Regions from separate parts of the Homo sapiens genome. Here regions 2 and 3 are each linked to region 1. Evidence: chromatin contacts called from ENCODE Hi-C or POLR2A ChIA-PET data. All regions are on one chromosome and are shown on one strand. The core of a region is the stretch at or near the end of the contact, and the rest is flanking DNA. Distances in the headings are between cores, read along the strand shown. Region 1 holds the start of BFAR (bifunctional apoptosis regulator). Region 2 holds the start of TNFRSF17 (TNF receptor superfamily member 17). Region 3 holds the start of TXNDC11 (thioredoxin domain containing 11).

Region 1 (2,730 bases), core at 150-2,649:
TTATGGATATAGGGAAATGCAGAGCACACCTGTCAGGATACACCCAGGCTGGATGTTGAGAAAACAGCAGCGACAAGAACAAACAAAACAACCCCATCAGCACGTGCAGTCCCTGCCGGCTCGGGGGTGTGTCCTGGGAAGAGAGTAAAGCTCTTTCCTATTGGCGATTTGGAGCATGACATCAAGACCACCCCCCTTGCAAAGGACCGACCAATGGGCTTCGGCGGGGAGGACCCAATGGCGACAGTTGAGGGCTTAACAGCGTCTAGGCTCTCACTCTGTTTTCCGCGGAAGCTGGGATGCTGCCTCCTGCCCCTCCAAAGGTCCCCGTTTAGACACAACCTGACTCTCATCTGTCGCCCCCTCCCGCCGGCTTTTTTAATAAAAGACAATTCTCGGCCGGGCGCGGTGGCTCACGCCTGTAATCTCCCCACTTTGGGAGGCCGAGGCGAGTGGGTCACTTGAGGCCAGGAGTTCGAGAACAGTCTGACCAACATGGTGAAACCCCGTCTCTACTAAAAATACAAAAATCAGCCGGGCGTGGTTACGCGGGCCCGTAATCCCAGCTACTCAGAAGGCTGAGGCAAGAGAATCGCTTGAACCTGGGAGGCGGAGGTTGCAGTGAGCCGAGATTGCTCCACCGCACTCCAGCCTGGGCGGCAGGGCAAGACTCCGTCTCTAAAAAGAAAAAAAAGAAAATTCTCTTTTGCCTAAGTTATTTCCGAGCCGCAAGTCGCAGAATCAGAAGAGCCGAGTTCTTGCCTGGCCCCAGTGTGACTTTGGGATTTCACTTTCTCCCTTCTGCGCTTCGGTCACCCTACTTTAAAGAATGGGCACAATCGCTCCGCCTTAGGCCAGGAACGTGCCTCGACAATTAGACCGTAAACTCAGCGTGGCGACTATCAGAAGCCTCATCAATTCTGGTCCGGCTGTTGCAGGGTGTGGCAAGCGCTCCTGGCGGGCAGGCGCCCCGTGGTTCCCCTCCAAGGTGTTTGGAAGCGACCCCTCCTCCTTCCCGCCCTAGGGAGCCCCAGGAGGGAGTGGCTCTGACCCTGACCCCCGAAAGGACGCAGGCGAGGCCCAGCGACCGGCTGTGCGGACGTGGGGCTCTCGGGAAGGGATAGCGCAGTTGGCCAAGCTGGGGTCCGAACCCCGCGGCCAGGAGTGGGGATGCTCAGGACTCGGGCCTGCGTGAGGAGAGGCCCCGCGCGCCTCCTACGACCCGGCTGGGGAGGCTCCGCAGAAGGGATTCCCGCTCCGTCTTCCACATCACTCCCCGATATCAAGCCCGAGTCGCCCCCTCAGCACCCCCCAGCCGTGTCGCGGCTTACCATTCCACTCGTCCCGGGCCAACCGGGCCATTATTCTCAGCACAGACCCCGCGGGAGCAGAGGAAGAGGGAGAGGCTTCGCTACCGGAAGTAACAAGACAGAGTGGGGGAAGCGTGCCCCGGCCCCGTGACCATAGAGGAGAGGCCGCTCTCCTTTCACAACCCCCCTCAACCCCGCGACCTCCCCGCTGCCTAGAGCGGCCACTCCCAGCCGGAGGAAGTGGGCGCATGCGTAATACCGCCGGTCCCGCCCCTTCCTCTTCACCCAGAGACCGAGTACCCGGGCTCGGCAGTCACAGCCCAAGGGGTGACGGGTGTGTGTCAGTTTCCGCTCCTCCTGGGCGGCTGTTCTTGTATCCGGAGGATACAAGCTTTGCCTAGAAATTAAAATATTACAAGGCCGCACCGTACTCTCTACAGTTATTTTTTGCCTTCACATTTTATGTAGAAAATCACAGGACTATACGTTCAATTTACGGTGTTAAGAATCGGAATTAAATGACTTTTATTTCTATTAAAATATTTTTTTTTTCGTAGAGATGGGGTCTCGCTGCGTTTTCCAGGCTGATCTTGAACATATGGCGTCAAGGGATCCTCCTGCCTCAGCCTTACAAAGTGCTGCGATTACAGGCGTGAGCCACCTCGTACAGCTTGAAATGGTTTTCTTATCACCACGTTTCGCCCCTTCCCAGCGTCTAGGTCACAGCGTCTAGAACTTATGCTGATTATTTGGTTTTGTTTTGTTGTTGTTGTTTGTTTTTGAGACAGAGTCTCACTCTCACCCGCCAGGCTGGCGTACAGTGGCACGATCTTGGCTCACTGCAACCTCCGCCTCCCGGGTTCAAGCGATTATCCCACCTCAGCCTCGTGAATAGTTGGGACTACGGGCGTGCACAACCACGCCTGGCTCATTTTAAAATTTCATTTTATTTTTATGGAGACAGGGTCTCGCTCTTTTCCCCAGGCTGGTCTGGAACTCCTGGGTTCAGGCGATTCTCCTGCCTCAGCCCCCGAAAACGCTGGGATTACAGGTGTGAGTCATGGCGCCAGGCCCCCATTAAACAGTTATTTATACAGATTTATTAATACGCTGCTTCCCAGTTCACATTCATTAGCACCACTGAGCCTCAATACAATCCCAGGAAATTGAGGTTTAGGAAGGTTTAATGCATTCCAGAACTAATAAGTGGCTGAGATAGATTTTGAAAATAGGTCTTCTAATCAACTTTCCTTTTGTTCGTTTGTTTGTTTTGGAGACGGAGTCTCGCTCTGTCGCCCAGGTTGGAGTGCAGTGGCACAATCTTGGCTCACTGCAACCTCCGCCTCCCGGGTTCAAGCAGTTCTCCTGCCTCAGCCTCCCGAGTAGCTGGGACTACAGGGGTGCGCCACCACGCCAGGCT
Region 2 (2,869 bases), core at 173-2,672, 2.7 Mb after region 1:
CTTTAGTCAAAGAGACTGATGTTTCCCAAGAAAGCCTTAGTACTTTCAATAGAGTAATTAACAGTGGAAGAATCCTGGAGAAGACTGACATTGTAGAAAATCTGCCAAGGTGTCAAAATCAGAATGAAGATGGCTCACCTCTACCAAGTTCATTTAATGTAACAATGTTCTAACACATTCGAAAGGGCTGTAACGAAGTGAAATAGTCAACGCTAAAAAAAGAAAAGGAACTGAAACTCACAATAGCCATCCCCTGGAAATAGATTTCAAAGATTCACCATCAAACCAACCTGTGTTTTTAAACTCGTCCTTTAATGGTTCAGAGTTTATCTTCCTTAGCAAAAACATTAGCACGAAAACTGCCAAAGAAATTATTAAGCTCAGTCCCAAACAGGTCCAGAGAATCGCATTCGTTCCTTTCACTGAATTGGTCACACCTTTATGAAAAGAACATCAGACAGATAATGAGCTGATAACATAATATTCACATACTTTATTGTTATTATTTATTTATTTATTTTGAGACAAAGTCTTGCTCTGTTGCCCAGGCTAGAGTGCAGTGGCGCGATCTCGGCTCACTGCAACCTCCACCTCCCAAGTTCAAACAATTCTCCTGCCTCAGCCTCCCGAGTAGCTGGGATTACAGACCTGTGCCACCATGCCCAGCTAATTTTTTGTATTTTTAGTAGAGACAGGGTTTCACCAGGTTGGCCAGGCTGGCCTCAAACTGCCGACCTCAGGTGATTCACCCACCTCGGCCTCCCAAAGTGCTGGGATTACAGGTGTGAGCCATCCACCGCACCCGGCTGTCATACTTGATTATTTTGCTAAAATAATGAATTATGGATTGTTTTGATAGCAAAATAATCAAGTATGGATTATTTCCATTCAATCACCTTAATTAATGAACATTGACTTTTAAATTCTAAATATCACTTAATTAGAAGAGCTGATTTTTAAAAAAAATCTATGTTGCTAATAGTGCTGAATCATATCAAGTTCAGTTCCAAATAATTACTTTGTTTCCATAAACATTAAAATCACTGCCTTGCTTCCTTTCTCTTTTTGATTCAAGAAAACTCACCATCATGCCCATTATGTTGATTCTCTGAATAAGCAGTCCATATAGACAGAATAGTTCACACCAATGAATAATCGTTCAAGCAATATTACTTACTTGCATTACAATAACGCTGACATGTTAGAGGAGGAGTATTAGAAGAACATCGAAGTTGACAAGGTATGCAAGCATGCAACAAACTGTCAAAATATTCATTTTGGGAGCACTGCCCAGCCATCTGCAACATGATCACAAAAAGAAAACAAGGGAGCTACAGAAAGAACAGCCTGGAAGGACAAGTAATATCTCTACAAGAATTCCAGAGCAAATGCAGCAAGAGCAGCTAGAATGTTGAGAACAATGAACTTCGCCTGCTTCGTGGGTTCTTACGGGGGCTGTCTGTGTCTTCGCGGCAGCTAAGGATTTGAATACCACATCTAATTCAAGTTTCTAAGTTTGAGTCTTGGATGGGGTAAGAGACAGGGTGTAAATATCAGGGCATATCACATCTGAAACAGAAACTGCTTATTTATAGAAGAAATTTCTCAGCCAGGTGACAGTTGCAAGATGCAGACAAGCCCACAGCATCAAGCCGAATGTTCAGTAACAGTTTCTGGAACATCTGTTAATAAGCTGTACTCTGTGAGAGGTGCCAGGGAGATAGACAAGACAAGGTCTGTGCTGTGCCCCTTAAGATCTTAACATTGAGGCCAGCTGCAGGGGTTCACACCTGTAATCCCAGGACTTTGGGAGTCAAAAGGCAAAAGGATTGCTTGAGCCCAGGAGTTCAAAATCAGCCTGGGCAACATGGCGAAACCCTGACTTTACAAAAACATTTTAAAAAGTAGTCTGGTGTAAGCTGGGCGCCGTGGCGCTCTCCTGTAATCCCAGCACTTTGGGAGGCCGAGGCAGGTGGATCACTTGAGGTCAGGAGTTCCAGAACAGCCTGGCCAACATGGTGAAACCCCGTCTCTACTAAAAATACAAAAATTAGTCAGGCATGGTGGCAGGCACCTATGATCCCAGCTACTCAGGAGGCTGAGGCAGGGAGACGTGCTTGAACCCAGGAGGCGGAGTTTGCAGTAAGCCAAGATCAGGCCACTGCGCTCCAGCCTGGGTGACAAAGCAAGACTCTATCTCAAAAAAAAAAAAAATTCTACAGGAAGATCAGAGGTGATGCACTAAGGAAGACGCACAATGCCACTGACAGAAAAAGAGACATTTAGGGTAAGAGCTCGTGGAAAGAGGGCTGAGAGGAAGATAGGTTTGGGGTATTATAATAATAATACAATAATCTATGTTCCATTGTTGAAAATTTAGAAATACAGATGAGCAGATAAAACCATTTTAAAAATCCACAGTCCAAGCATCCAGAAGTCATCACCGCTAACACCTGGTGTATCCCAGAAGTTGCAAACAGACCTGCCGATGCGATGTCTTTTGTTTCACCGATCCCTGAATTCTAGATAGATACATTTATATAGTGCATTTTTCTGTTTACATAAATGGATCACTTGAATTTGCCTTTTTTTTTTTTTTTGACAGAGTCTCACTCTGTCTCCCAGGCTGAGTGCAGTGACACAATCACAGCTCACTGCAGCCTCCACCTCCTGGGTTCAGGTGATCTGCCCACCTCAGCCTTCCAAGTAGCTGGGACTACAGACATGCGCCAGCACGCCTGGTAAGTTTTGTATTTTTTGTAGAGATGGGTTTTTGCCGTGTTGCCCAGGTTGCTCTCAAACACTTGGGGTCAAGTGATCCACCCACCTCGGCCTCCCAAAGCGCTGGGATTACAGGTGTGAGCCACTA
Region 3 (3,155 bases), core at 569-3,068, 2.9 Mb after region 1:
TAAGACACTGCCTTGCATTTGCTCACAAAGGACTATGGGTTTTGTGAGATTAAACCACAGACAACGAAAGTACTTTGGACCTTATGAAGCCCTGTGCAAATGTCAGATGTCTTATGGAAGTGTAGGGTAAATTCTGTTGCAGCAAGCTACAGTGAATGAGGACACTGGTGACTTTTGACCATATTTATTTTCTTTAGCAATAAATTGTGTAACTCTAATCTACACAAAGGAATCAACAGAAGTATAAGTGGCAAATTAGAAGGTTAAAAAAACTCTGTAACTATATATTTTTTCTCAGCTTTTTAAAACAAGATTAACACTGTATGGTTGGGTTTGTAACATAGATAATAAGGGTAATAATAACACAAAACAGAGATGAGGGACAAGTTAAAAATAAAGGAATTAATGTTATACGAGAAAATAGCTACTTTCTACAAAATAAGGCAGTATAGAAGAAACAAAAAGATGTGACAGGTGGGCGCAGTGACTCATGCTTTTACATAATCCTAACGCTTTGGGAGGTCGAAGGGGGAAGATCGCTTGAGCCCAGGAGTTCAAGACCAGCCTAGGCAACATGGAGAGACCTTGTCTCCACAAAAAAAAAAAATTAGCTGGGCGTAGTCGCACACATCTGTGTTGCCTACTACTTGGGAGGCTGACGGGGGTGGATCGCTTGAGCTGGGGTTGTCAAGGCTTCAGTGTGCTATGATTGCGCCATTGCACTCCAGCCTGGGTGACACAAGACCCTGTATCAAAAAACAACCAAAAAAAAAAAAAAAGTGACATATAGAAAAGAAATAGCAAAATGGTCGGTGTACATGAACTCACAACATGTTGGGCCTGGGTGGTTGACACATTAAATGTCTGGCCAATTGAGCAAGACAGCCATTGATTGCCCCATTCTACATCCACAGAAGCAGAACCAGACAGGAAGTGATGAGATTTGCACGTGGGTCACATAGCTGACCTGTGGCAGAGGTGGCGTCTCAGCTACTGGCCGTTAGCTGTGCCTTCTGTTTGTGGCATAACACCATATTGCCTTAATGCCCTCGAAGTTTTATTTGTCTAGTTTGTTGTTATTGACATTGGAGGACAAGTCCTTTTTTTTTTTTTGAGACAAGAGTCTCTCTCTCTCTCTCCCCCAGACGGGAGTGCAGTGGCGCCATCTCCACTCACTGCAACCTCCGCCTCCAGGGTTCAAGCAATTCTCTGCCTCAGCCTCCCAAGCAGCTAGGATTACAGGCGCCCGCCACCACGCCCGGCTAATATATTTGTATTTTTAGTAGAGACGAGGTTTCACCATGTTGGCCAGGCTGGTCTTGAACGCCTGGTCTCATGTAATCTGCCCGCCTTGGCCTCCCAACGTGCTGGGATTACAGGCTTGAGCCACCGCGCCCGGCCGTGTTTTTTTTTTCTTCAGTTAAGTTGGGATAAAAAACGGCACCTACGTGCTTCGGGGCCTGTAGTGAGAATGGTGGACACGATTATTGTCGTTACGGCTCCTAAAACCCAGCGCGGCGAGAGCAGACTACAGCGGTGTCAAGGTTCCAAGTATTCCCCGCGGGCCTTATCCCAAGGGAGCAGCTTCTCCACGCCCCGCGACGGCGCCTGCGCAGACTCCGTGAGCGGGGTCGTGACCGGTGGGGCCAAGACTGGGCTGCGGGCGGGGAAGGCTTCCGTGCATTTACGTAGGGTGCAGGGCGTGGCCCGTTGGGGGCGGGGATTTGGGCGGTGTCGGTGCCCGCCCGGACTCCGTGAGCGGTGGGCGGAGCTGCGTGCTCTGGGGTGTGAGGTGGGGCGGACCCCGCGGCGGCGGCGCGGCTGACGTGGAGCGTCCGGGTTAGCGGGTGCGGCGAGCTGCGGGATTGGGGAGCAACGGGCCGGGCCGGGCCTTCGGGCCCGAGGCGGCGGCGGCGGTATAAAGCCGGCGACTGGGAGCATGTAATGTCGGAATGCGGAGGCCGCGGCGGCGGCAGCAGCAGCAGCGAGGACGCCGAGGACGAGGGAGGGGGCGGCGGCGGCCCCGCGGGCTCAGACTGCCTCAGCTCGAGCCCGACCCTGGCCACAGCGTCCTCGGCGGGCCGGCTCCGTCGCGGGCTGCGTGGCGCCTTCCTCATGGCGCGCCAGCGGCCGGAGCTGCTCTGCGGGGCCGTGGCGCTCGGCTGCGCGCTGCTCCTCGCCCTCAAGTTCACCTGCAGGTGAGGCGGCCCGGACCCTGGGGCCCCGCTAGGGCGCTCCCCTTGCTCTGCCGCCTGGAGCCTGCAGGGCCGGGTCGCAGCGGCCTCAGCCGGGGAAGTCGGGCCTGACCTTGCCCAGGACGGCTGACCCCTCCCGGAACCTGCGGCCACGGCTTCCCACCTTCTCCTCGCCCCGGCCCGCCCGCGGACATTATGGCGAGGCTTCCGGGTGGAGCCCTGCGCCCTATCGTCCCGCTTTAGTGCCGAGGGAGGCGGGTCGGGGGTGCTCCTCACCTGTTGGAGTCACTAGGGGTGGACCTGTCACTTCGGCCCGGGCTGTAGGACCCTCATTTCTCACCGATTTCATTCCCCTTAAGCTTCAGGTGTAGTGATCCACAACCTTGCGAGAGTTCCAGACCCCTTTTAGAATTCCCGCACTCATTGATCTAACGATTATTTTTATTTTGAGACGGAGTCACGCATTGTGTCCCAGGCAGGAGTGCAGTGGCGCGATCTCGGCTCACTGAAACCTCCGCCTCCCGGGTTCAAGGGGTTCTTCTGCCTCAGCTCCTGAGTAGCTCGGATTACAGGCGCGCGCCACCACGCCTGGCTAATTTTTGTATTTTTAGTAGAGACAGAGTTTCACCACGTTGGCCAGGCTGGTCTCGAACTCCTGACCTCACGTGATCCACCCGTCTCGGCCTCCCAAAGTGCTGGGATTACAGGCGAGAGCCCCGCACCCGGCCTGATCTAACGATTATTTATCTGCACCTACTATGTGCCGGACGCTCGTCCGGGTGAACTTTTTGCTCCCTTGAGTGGATGGGACAGTGAACAAGTAAATATAATTTTTTAAAGCTTCAGTGCTATGCAGGGCATAGAAACGATGGCGGTGGGGAAAGACTTCCTAAGGAAGTGACATTTGAAGCTTATACAAAAAGGAGAAGGGACCAGCGCTGGGAAGATCCCGGGGGAGCG

Evidence for each region. Hi-C counts contacts between places; a loop is a spot of excess contacts on that map. ChIA-PET counts read pairs that join two places held with the same protein, here RNA polymerase II (POLR2A). Pooled maps may share reads with other maps.
Region 2: a loop to region 1 is called in a map with no recorded cell type, with 8 times the contacts of the local background. The contact joins the promoter of TNFRSF17 here to the promoter of BFAR in region 1. A Hi-C loop is called at or near these places in 1 of 168 maps with a recorded cell type or tissue (ascending aorta), 2 of 37 single-sample maps with no recorded cell type and 7 of 50 pooled maps.
Region 3: a pooled map shows a loop between it and region 1 (13-fold over the local background). The contact joins the promoter of TXNDC11 here to the promoter of BFAR in region 1. A Hi-C loop is called at or near these places in 1 of 37 single-sample maps with no recorded cell type and 10 of 50 pooled maps. POLR2A ChIA-PET finds 5 or more read pairs at or near these places in 1 of 52 experiments (AG04449).

The regions. Positions count from the first base shown.
Region 1 is chr16:14,631,620-14,634,349 of GRCh38, reverse strand. It overlaps BFAR (bifunctional apoptosis regulator), which reads right to left and starts at 1,399. Exons shown (of 8, transcript NM_016561.3): 1 at 1,332-1,399. RefSeq lists enhancers at 817-1,386, 1,387-1,954.
Region 2 is chr16:11,963,763-11,966,631 of GRCh38, reverse strand. It overlaps TNFRSF17 (TNF receptor superfamily member 17), which reads right to left and starts at 1,422. Exons shown (of 3, transcript NM_001192.3): 1 at 1,178-1,422; 2 at 291-437. The coding sequence starts at 1,307. It also overlaps a transcript of NPIPB2 not described here. RefSeq lists enhancers at 1,195-1,634, 1,755-1,874.
Region 3 is chr16:11,741,520-11,744,674 of GRCh38, reverse strand. It overlaps TXNDC11 (thioredoxin domain containing 11), which reads left to right and starts at 1,818. Exons shown (of 12, transcript NM_015914.7): 1 at 1,818-2,198. The coding sequence starts at 1,945. It overlaps TXNDC11-AS1 (TXNDC11 antisense RNA 1), which reads right to left and starts at 1,661. Exons shown (of 1, transcript NR_186412.1): 1 at 169-1,661. RefSeq lists silencers at 1,316-1,838, 1,701-2,370.